Regions from separate parts of the Homo sapiens genome. Here region 2 is linked to region 1. A link is an interaction called in ENCODE POLR2A ChIA-PET data of the cell type or tissue named here. Cell type or tissue: PC-9. All regions are shown on one strand. Each heading gives the region's core, and the rest is flanking DNA. Links, peaks and the distances in the headings are about the cores only.

Region 1 (7,090 bases), core at 3,083-7,082:
GTGCCAGATGTTACTTCCACCCATGTTTCACTGGTCAGAGCAAAGCATGTGGGCACTACTGCAGTTAACAGCAAGGTTCTAATTCTTCCACAGGGAAAGCACTGCAAGTCACCAAGCCAAGCTGGATGTCAATGGGAAGAGGACATTTAATCCTCCCCCTAGGAAGTGTGCTAAATATTAACAAGAAAAAATGCACCTCTATAAGCATGTTGCCTCTTTAAAGATATTGTCTCAGAATTATTTCTGTCAAGCCAGACATTGTGCCCTTAACATGTGCAGTTCATCCAGGCAGCCATTAGTCATTCGTCAACAGAATAGAGCCCACTGTGTGCCAGACACTGGCCTGGGTGCTGGGCTTTTACAGTGAGATGAAGTATTGGTTCTTTCCTCTTGGAAACTTAGTGCACAATGGAGAAAAACAAATATTTACACTACACTATGATACATGCTATCATAGAGGTGTGGGCAGAGAGTTGTGCTATGCACATAAAAAAGCAAGGCTTCCTCTAAAGAAAAGGCAATTGGGTGAAGAAGAGATGGGGAAGGGAGGAAGAATCAGGGAAGGCTTCACTGTGGAGGTGACATCTATCAGAGAAAGAAGGTAGCAAAGGGTATTCCAGAAAGACAAAACAGTATGTGCAAGGGCCTGATATGTGGTATGTTCAGAGACTGGGCAGAAGCTTGGTGGCTGAAGTGTGCAAGGGATGGGGGCGAGAGGTGATAGGAAATGAAGCTAGATGTGAGACACCATTAGCAGATGCTATAAATGCCATGCCGGGGAGTTTGGATTTTATCCTGTAGGCAGCAGGAGAGCTGTTGGACAGTTTTAATGGGAGAGTTGCATGATCATGTCTGATTTTTAAGGAAGACTGTAACAGCAGACATGGATTGGAGGGAGAAGAGGGGCAATCATCATTTCATCTAAAAGCCCCTCCAGGAAAGTCTAGAATCTTTGCACAGAAGCTTTTTGAGATAATTAAGCCCCACTGGTGAATTGGAGCAAACAGGTTCAGCTTTGCAGTGAGCCAGCAGTAGTAGCTTTTGGCCAGCAGCTGCTTTTTCCTTATAACAGCCCTGTTGCCATGGTAACGGGAGAAGTGACCCACCCAGAGACGTTGATTTAAATGTTCATGGCCATGTCGTCCATTTAGCATGCACAGATCTTGGCACACTTCCTTCCCCTAGAAGTGTCTCTCTGGGGCTGCTGATGCCTGTCTGGTCTGTGGCTCTCCCAGGAATCAGCCCTGGACTGACATGGTAGTGGCTTCCCCATGGGAACTGAAGACAGATGCCTCAGTGGCTTGTGTTGAATATCTCTGCTTCCTAGTCACTGTCCCTTTCCCAAAGCACACTCACTCATCACTTCTCTCTCTCACCACATCCTGCCCATCTTTGAAGACTCAGTTGAAGCCCTGCACCTTCGCTGGGCCCGCTAGCCCTGATCATTCTGGCCTCCTTTGGTTCTTTTTCAGAGCACTTTTTGGAGCCATATACAATTACCTATTCCTCCTCTGAACTCTAAGCTTTTTCTCACTGGTTGTTTGGTACTTAATTTTTAAATGTATTCTGCCATTTATGTGTTGTTTGACATCACTGACAGTTTCCTGGGTCAGCATCCTGTCTCCCCAGTCAGACTGTAAACTAGCAGGCATCATCTTTCTGCAAATGCCTTGCCCCATGTTCTTCCCATTGCTGCCAGAGTAAATCTTTAAAAGGTCAGGTCTGACCACTCAAGCCCTTGCTGAAACTCTTCACTGGGTCACTTTTGCCTTTGAGTGCTTACAAGTCTCCATGGCCTGGCTGCTGCCAACCCCTTCTACCACATCTCCCCCGGCACTTGACGCTCCAGCTGCACACTCTTCTGTCTGCCTGGAACGAACTGCCCTTGACTTCTCACCTGTATGATTCCAGTGTGTCTTGTGGACATCCTGGAAAGACTCCCTGTCCCTCATAAGAATGGGCTATGTGTCCCTCTTTCTATTGCCATGGCATTCTATACTTGCCTATTATGGCCCCATTAGATGTCTTAGGGGCAGGGACATTGTCTGGATTAACATTGTTTTTCCAGTGCCTAGCACAGTGCTTAGCACAGAGAACAACCAATAAATATTTGTTCCAAAAAACGAGTGACTGGTAGGTAGACAATTAATGATTGTTACAGGAAATAAATATAAGGTGACTCCTTAATTTGGGATGGGGGGGATTCCTTAGGGTTTTTTTTTGTTTTTTTTTTTTAAACCATTGATTTTGCCCTAAAAGAACAGAAGGGAGCATCTCTCTTCTATGAGTTTCTCCTCTACAAATGGCTCAGGACAGGACACCAGGGACAATGGATGGAGGCAACATCAATCCCCTTCTGATTTCCTGCTTCCTAAGATTGTAGAGCCACATGTGAGAGGAACTCGCAAGCACATGTTGTTCATAAGCTGCATTTTATTTATTTTTTATTTTTTTGTCCCAAACTTTTATTATTATTATTATTATTATTATTATTATACTTTAAGTTTTAGGGTACATGTGCACATTGTGCAGGTTAGTTACATACGTATACATGTGCCATGCTGGTGCGCTGCACCCACTAACTCGTCATCTAGCATTAGGTATATCTCCCAATGCTATCCCTCCCACCTCCCTCCACCCCACAACAGTCCCCAGAGTATGATGTTCCCCTTCCTGTGTCCATGTGATCTCATTGTTCAATTCCCACCTATGAGTGAGAATATGTGGTGTTTGGTTTTTTGTTCTTGTGATAGCTTACTGAGAATGATGATTTCCAATTTCATCCATGTCCCTACAAAGGACATGAACTCATCATTTTTTATGGCTGCATAGTATTCCATGGTGTATATGTGCCACATTTTCTTAATCCAGTCTATCATTGTTGGACATTTAGGTTGGTTCCAAGTCTTTGCTATTGTGAATAATGCCGCAATAAACATACGTGTGCATGTGTCTTTATAGCAGCATGATTTGTAGTCCTTTGGGTATATACCCAGTAATGGGATGGCTGGGTCAAATGGTATTTCTAGTTCTAGATCCCTGAGGAATTGCCACACTGACTTCCACAATGGTTGAACTAGTTTACAGTCCCACCAACAGTGTAAAAGTGTTCCTATTTCTCCACATCCTCTCCAGCACCTGTTGTTTCCTGACTTTTTAATGATTGCCATTCTAACTGGTGTGAGATGGTAACTCATTGTGGTTTTGATTTGCATTTCTCTGATGGCCAGTAATGGTGAGCATTTTTTCATGTGTTTTTTGGCTGCATAAATGTCTTCTTTTGAGAAGTGTCTGTTCATGTCCTTCGCCCACTTTTTGATGGGGTTGTTTTTTTCTTGTAAATTTGTTTGAGTTCATTGTAGATTCTGGATATTAGCCCTTTGTCAGATGAGTAGGTTGCAAAAATTTTCTCCCATTTTGTAGGTTGCCTGTTCACTCTGATGGTAGTTTCTTTTGCTGTGCAGAATTTAGATGGGGAAACAGGCCCAAGGAAAGGAAGAGGCTTTTCCAAGACTGTCTATCTGGTTTAGCAGGAGGGACAATGACATTATGGAAGCTTCAGAGAAGGGAAAGAGCTTCTGTCTGTGTAGCTCATTGCCCCAGGCACTGCTCTGCCTGCCTGTGAAGCACCAGAGCTGGGTCTGAGCCCTGTGAGTACCTTTAAGGGCAGTGCCCTATTTCATTCATTTGTTTATTTAACCAGTACTAAGCACCTACTCCACCACCAGGTGTTGAATGGACCCTGGGGATACAGCACTGAAAAAAGGCCAAGTCCTTGCCCTCATGAGCTGACATTCTGATGACAGAGGCAGAAGTAGACATGTTTACCCTCATATAAATAAATAATATTTCTCTTTCTGTCCCTGGATTTTGCAATTAGGAGACACTTTATTTAAAAATAATTTAGGCCCGGTATGGTGGCTCATTCCTGTAATCCCAGCACTTTGGGAGGCCGAGGTGGGAGGATCCCTTGAGACCAGAAGTTCAAGACCAGCCTGGGCAACAAAACAAGACCCCGTATCTACAAAAACATTTTTTTTTTAAATTAGCCAGGTTTGGTGGCATGTGCCTATGGTCCCAGCTATTTGGGAGGCTGAGGTGGGAGGATTGCTTGAGTCTAGGAGTTGGAGGCTGTAGTGAGCTATGATCGTACTAGTGCACTCCAGCCTGGGCAACAGAGCAAGACCCTGTCTCTAAAGATAATAATAATAATAATTTAAATGCTATACCTAGACATTCAGAACAAAAGAGAGGCATTTAGTTAAACTAGTGTTATCAAAACTGTTGTTGTCTTTTCATAATCAAGGCAGTTGCAGCTATGAAAATCTCACAAGTACCCTCAACATCTGTAACTATTATATATCAATTTTTTAAAAAAGTGGTTGTAGCAAAAACAGACTCTGATTCTCTGTAAGGAAAGGCTTTCATTAGAATATTCAAAAGGAGCAGGCTGCCTCTGAGTGTAGAGAGTTTCCTGTTGCTGGAGGTGTTCATTTAATTCGACAAACACTTACGAAGTGCTTACCATAGGTCAGGCCCTGTGCCTGACCCTGGGAAACAAAGACGAATGAGAAATAGCCCCTGTTCTTACCTAACTCACAGTCTTACAGATACAAAAGGGATTCAAATAACAGTTAAATTCAACTCAGCAAACTTTTATTGAGTGCTTACTGTCGACTAGACACAGTGTTAAAGGTTATTTTCAACTCTACGATCTTTGGTCACTTATGATCTTTTATTTTCAGGATTGATAGCTGTCACTAAATTAGTCCCACATGCAAAATGTCCTCTAATTAAGGAGGAACTGGCATCTGTTATGTTGATGCTTAAGAGAGAAATATGTCTGTGGAAGTGACAAAACTTTCCTTTTGCATCATAACCACTTGGACTTTGTCTTACATTCTTCCCACCAGCTACAGAGGTCAGTGGTGGCATCAGGGGAGAAGCAGTTACAAGTGGAGTACCGCATCAGCAAAAGGTAAGAAGGGCCCTTCCTTGGTCATACCTGCTGCCCACCCTCGGGCCGTAGCATAGCTGACTGCCAGTCAGCAACAGCCATTCAGGGACCTCCAGAGGTGGAGAATCCCTAGTTCACGTTTATAGCTGTACATTCTTTTTAAGAGGGTGAAGTTTCCACTCCCCTTTCCCAGGTTGTTAGATCATCTGAGGGTTTAACTAGAAGGCCATTCGAGAGAGACTTGGAAGAGCTCCTCTGCCCTAAACCAAAAAATATGTCTATAGTTGTTCTCCTAAACAGGATTGCTTTTCCAGAAGATACAGTCCTGTCCACATTTGTAATTTAACTTTACAAGATTCCATTCCCACCTCCTGACTCATATTGAAAGCATGACTTGCCAAGAATGAGACCAGAAGGACAAATAGACTCTGGCCCTGATGGCTTCTGTAGAGGAGCAGATTCAGCTGTGAGAGCCCAGCTTTATCCCACCCCTCCAGCCCTGCCCACCCCCCACTGCAGCCCTTTACTTACATCCACCAAAGACATGTGAGACAGTGACGTCAGCATCCTTGGGGGGAGGCCAGACCTCAGGATGGAGATCAGTTTGTGCTGTCTGGGAAGGGAGGTGAGTGATGAAAGCTGTGATTCAGAATCATTTGGCTTAACTTACTTGGTCTGGTACATTAAGGGCCTTTCATATTAGTAGTTATTCTCTAACCTATGGAAGGTCCCTATGACCTCAGCCTCATTGCTTTTTCTAACCTTTCTGATATTCTAGTGTCAGAGAGAAAATTCAGCCTTGGGTTAATTGCTTCCAGGGGAGCAGGTGGTATTTTCTTCCCTTTTCCGAACAAGAAACTACTTTCTTTCTCCACTTGCATCACTCTTCAACTCTTTGACTTTTGGTTCTGTCCTCACAACTTCGCTGGAGCTGGTCTCCCAAAGGTCACCAGGGAACTTCTAATTGCCAAATCATTTTCCTGCTCACACACCTTCACTGAGTACCCATTATCCATAAAGTCCAGATTCCATATCACAGTGTTTTCAGTTTTCTATGTCATGCCCTGAGCCTGCTTCTCCAGCTGTATCTCCCGTTACTTCTTCCTATCTCCTTATTCATAATTTATTGCCACACCTCCATGTCTGTGCTTATGCTGTTTCTTCAGGCTGGAATACTCCTACATCTTTTCCATCTATTGAAATTTTATGCACTCTTCAAAATTTGGCTTAAATGTCACTATCTTACCTGAGTGCCCCACTGGAATGAACTTCTCCTTCCTCTGTGCTTCCCAGCACTTTAAAGTCTGTTTCTCAATTTTTCACTGTACCTTACTTTGTTCTTAGTTATATTTGTGTTTGTCCTTTCCCCCATAATCCATGAGCTCTTAGAAGGCAATAGCTCTGTCTTGGGGATCTCTGTAACCTAAGAGCATGTGGCATAGCACTCTGCTTGCACTCTATTTGAAAGAATGAACACACTAATCCATCAAAAGCAAAGAGCAAAGAAATGGTCTTCCATATCATGCCAAGGCTGTTCCCTCAGAGCCTTATCGTCTCCCCAGGAGACCCACTGGCTTTAGGGAGCACTTTCTCACTTCCCAGGGACGTAAATTCTGATTCCAAAGTTGCCACTTTGTCAGAACCTCAACAAGACATTCAGGAAAAGAGACTGAACTCTGCTGTTTGGCCTTTGCCCTATCCTGGCTTGTCTTGCAGTAGAGCAGAGATTTTCCTGTGTTTAAAAGTAACACTAATGTATAGTTCACAAAGTGTCTTCATAAGCATTGCCTCTCACAATCTTTATAAGTCTGTGAAGTAGATATTATTATCATCCCAATTTTATAGACAACACACTGACCCTTAGAGAGGTTAATGGTTAAATACTTGACTTAGGATCACAGAGGATCAGGGACTCGTCACATTTCTCTAAATCACAAGCTTTTCCCACTGTACCCGGGTCCCTCTGTTCAGATGTCTCTACACCATAGCAGCTTTGAAGGCAGGGGTTTTGTCTTATTCCTCTTTGTATCTCAATGCTGTGAGTTTGTTGAGGTAGAGAACAAAGTGGACTGGGCAGACTTAACATGAGGAATGCATAGGTAATTAGGCATTTATGTCTGTCTTCCCTCCCTC
Region 2 (4,000 bases), core at 1-4,000, 320 kb after region 1:
CCAGCTCCCACACTGCCTGCCAGGATGAGCGAGTCAGTGTAATCCTGGGCTCCACACCCCACGTCCTCCACCTCAGCTTGCTTCTACTGAGAAAGGCGGGTCCGTATTCTGTCTTCTCTGTGTGTCTAGATTCTAGGCAGGGAAGAAGGATGCTTCCTCGTTATTGGGCCCCCTCAGAAAACCCAACAGTCTAGAGACTTAAGGAATGATCCTAATCAAGCGGGGTGCTCAGCCCCACACCTACTCACGGTCACTCAGCACGTCGTAGGCCTCTGCTATTTGCCTGAAAATCTCTGCTGAAGACGGCTCATTTGACTTCAACGGGTGGTGCTTAAGGGCGAGTCTGCGGTACCTGGAAGAGGGAGAATTAATACAAGTCTTATCAGCTGGTCTGTTTCTGAGGGCGGACCAGAGTTCAGAGCCGGCACTCTGTTCACTCCTGCCTAGCTATAAATCCGGGGTGACTTCACCAGCTGTGGTGGCTGCGGAGGTGCACTGCTCAGCTCTTGAAGAGTAGCTGGTGCGGGGAGCACAGTTGACCGACAGTTCCAGCAGCTGCCCCCCTGGGCATCTGAGCTGAAGCAACTGCCCCTGAGCTGCCCTCAATGCTTACGTGTGGTGGGGATACCAGGGCTGGCCCATTCCTGCAAGACACAGGACTCCTCCAACGGGCAAGCTTTGCGCGAGGGCTCCCCAGAGGCTGGCTGAGCTGCTCCCCGGGCCTCGCTGCACTCTCCCTCCTTCCTCCCCTCCCTGTCTCCACTCGCAGGTGTCAGGCTGTACTGTGCGCGCCCCTGCTCCCTTCCCTTCATACTTCACGGTTTCTCCAGGTGCATTTCCTGCTCATCTAATCCTGTTTGCTTCTTAGAGGACCGGAGCAGACACACAGGCATCTTGGGAGGATGAGCTACAATTGGGTGTGCAGCGGGCATGGCTGAGGCGCTCAGTGCCCGTCCGGTTCCTGTGCCGCCCCCACCCTCTCTCTGCTCATTTTTTCCCCACTTCTGTTCCTGCCCAGTCCTCTGCTATTTGCCTGAAAATCTCTGCTGAAGACGGCTCATTTGACTTCAACGGGTGGTTAAAGGGCGAGTCTGCGGCACCTGGAGGAGGGAGGGTTGATACAAGTCGTACCAGCTGGCCTGTTTCTGAAGGGCAGACATCGCAGCGTCTGAGAATATGTATCGGCAGTGACCCGGGGTGGGGGAGAGATGGAGCGGATTGGGTGGTTTGTGGAGAGCTTAATAAAGGGACCATTCGCCCAGGTGCTGGAGGAGCGGAGGGAGACTGCCAGGGACAGCGGAGTGCAGTTTTCCCAGGCCAGGAACCCCGAGGGGTCTGTTGGAGTGTGTGGACAGGGCCCTCAGCGGAGCTGTGACCTTCTGTCAAGCGACACAGCTGACTGAAGAGACCCCATAGGAGGAGAACTGGGGAATAAAGCCGCAGCCCTGCCCTTCTCCCTCCCCATCTCCCCGCCTGATGCTCCCCTGGGCCGGCTCCATGTGGAAGGCTGAGGGCAAGGAAGCCTCCCGGAGCGCAGCAGGGCAGGAAGGGTGGGGAGTGGGTCTGGAGGGCTGCACGGGAAGCATCCAGCACAGACGCCTGTCATTCAGCCCAGGCGTGACCCCCCACCTTGCCTCCACCCGCTTTTCTAGTGCCCACACCCGCCTCGCCGCCATCCCCAGAGTTCCACAGCTTCTCTTCTTATTCCAGAGGCAGGCTTCTGTCTCTCACAGCTAAATCTCCATCCCGAACCAGACCACTTCCCTGAGCCAAAGACTACCTCCAAGTGCCTACTTGCCATCTCCTCTCCAAGGTATCATAAATTCACTGAGCCCAGACATATACTTTTTTTTTTTTTTTTTTTTGAGATGGAGTTTCTCTCTTGTTGCCCAAGCTGGAGTGCAATGGCACAATCTCTACTCACTACAACCTCTGCTTCCTGGGTTCAAGCGATTCTCCTGCCTCAGCCTCCCAAGTAGCTGGGATTACAGGCGCGAGCCACCACGCCTGGCTAATTTTTGTATTTTTAGTAGAGGCAGGGTTTCACCATGTTGGCCAGGCTGGTCTTGAACTACTGACCTCAGGTGATCCGCCCACCACAGCCTCCCAAAATGCTAGGATTACAGGCATGAGCCACAGCGCCCAGCCTTCTGAAATACTTTCTGACCAGGTCCCTCTCCTGGCATAACCCTTCACTGGTTTCCCCATTGTCTCCAGCATAAAACTCGGATGTCTCATTCTAAGATCCAAGCCCCTGCTTCTCCCTCTGGCCTCACTCACTGTTCTCTCTTGCTGCTCCCTTGACCTCTCCTGCATGACTCACCCCTCTGCAGCTCCTCCCAGCTTCTCTGGGCAATTTTTAATTCATCCTTCAACTTTCGACTCAGGTGCCAAATCCTCCAGGGCACCTTCCCTGATTGTTAGCCTCCTTTCTAGGTTAGACTCCCCTTCCCAAGTCCCCAGCACCTTTGATCCTTGTCCTCAGCAGTGCTGTGTTCCAGGTGTATATTGACTCCTCTGTCTAATAGACTGGGAGGTCCTGGAGTTGCTGCATCCAGTTCTAGCCCCAGTGCTGGGCACTGAGCAGGAGTGAGTAAATAAATGATACATGCTAAGCATCCTGCAGGACAGTCCATCTCACTGTGGCATGGCTCTGACTTTTAGGCAATGCCTCCTCTTACTGCGGACAGGAAGCTGGATCTGTGGTCCTGCAACTGCCCCTCCATCCATAAGGGTCCTGGCTGTGCCCTGGGGACCTTACAGAGAGAATATCTACCTTCAGAGACTTGAAGACAATTGTCACAGCCTTCCAAACCAGCCTTTCTCAATTATAAAGGTCACAGTCAGTTATTTTTATTTATTTATTTAGAGATAGAGTCTCACTCTGTCACCTAGGCTGGAGTGCAGTGGCGCGATCTGGGCTCACTGCATTGTCCGCCTCCCAGGTTCAAGTAGCTGGAACTACAGGTGCCCACCACCACACCTGGCTAATTTTTGTATTTTTAGTAGAGACGGGTTTTTGCCGTGTTGGCCATGCTGGTCTCAAACTCCTGGCCTCAAGTGATCTGCCCATCTCAGTCTCCTGTAATCCCAGCAATTTGGGAGGCCGAGGCAGGCAGATCACTTGAGATCAGGAGTTCGAGACCAGGCTGGCCAACATGGTGAAACCCCGTCTCTACTAAAAATAAAAAAATTAGCCGGGCACAGTGGCACACACCTGTAGTCCCAGCTACTCAGGGGGCTGAGGCAGAAGAATCACTTGAACCTAGAAGGTGGAGGTTGCAGTGAGCAGAGATCCTGCCACTGCACTCCAGCCTGGGTGGCAGAGAGAGACTCCGTTTCAAAAAAAAAAAAAAAAAAAGTAACAAGGTTTGAGAAAGGTTTAGTTTTTCATATAAATTTGAGTGGTTTCAAAATTATCCCTGCAATAACATCACTCTCATTCACCTGCTTTCCTGAGTGGGAGAGAAAGGGGTGAAATCACAGCTTGAACGCTGCAATTATGAATCCTGGGCAATTATAAACTATCATGATGTTTTTCTTCCTTATATAAGTTTAGCTCTTTTTTTTTTTGATCAATATCTAGGTGATCCCATGAGCAAGCATGTCATACATGTGACTTAGAGTTATTGCAGGGGAGAAGGGTTAAGGACTGCTTTTTGAAACCTACATAGTTCTTTTAATCACTCTATTTATTTTTATTTATTATTTATTTTTGAAATGGAGTTTTGCTCTTGTTGCTCAGGCTGGAGTACAATGACTCAATCTTGGTTCACTGCAACCTCCACCTCCCAGGTTCAAACGATTCTTCTGCCTCAGCCTCCCGCGTAGCTGGGATTACAGGTACCCGTCACCACGCCTGGCTAATTTTTTTTAGTAGAGACAGGGTTTTACCTTGTTGGCCAGGCTGGTCTTGAACTTCCGACCTCAGGAGATCCTCCTGCCTCGTCCTCCCAAAGTGCTGGGATTACAGGCATGAGCCACCGTGCCCAGCCTTATT

Evidence for each region. ChIA-PET counts read pairs that join two places held together with the same protein. Peaks named below come from ENCODE experiments on the same cell type or tissue, not always from the same donor. Only the 100,000 strongest peaks of a DNase experiment are listed, where the experiment ranks them.
Region 2: POLR2A ChIA-PET joins it to region 1 with 14 read pairs; 1 of 35 experiments calls an interaction of 5 or more read pairs at or near these places.

What each region holds. Positions count from the first base shown.
Region 1 is chr11:74,277,276-74,284,365 of GRCh38, reverse strand. P4HA3 (prolyl 4-hydroxylase subunit alpha 3) reads left to right here. Exons shown (of 13, transcript NM_182904.5): 8 at 4,914-4,978. Among named protein-coding and RNA genes, the nearest start is that of P4HA3-AS1, 31 kb to the left of the region's middle. In PC-9, for the core only: no CTCF peak of the experiment used is centred there; DNase peaks (open chromatin) are centred at 3,595 and 5,345; H3K27ac peaks cover 1,232 bases.
Region 2 is chr11:73,954,669-73,958,668 of GRCh38, reverse strand. DNAJB13 (DnaJ heat shock protein family (Hsp40) member B13) reads right to left here. Exons shown (of 8, transcript NM_153614.4): 2 at 249-352. Among named protein-coding and RNA genes, the nearest start is that of DNAJB13, 5.6 kb to the right of the region's middle. In PC-9, for the core only: no CTCF peak of the experiment used is centred there; a DNase peak (open chromatin) is centred at 2,288.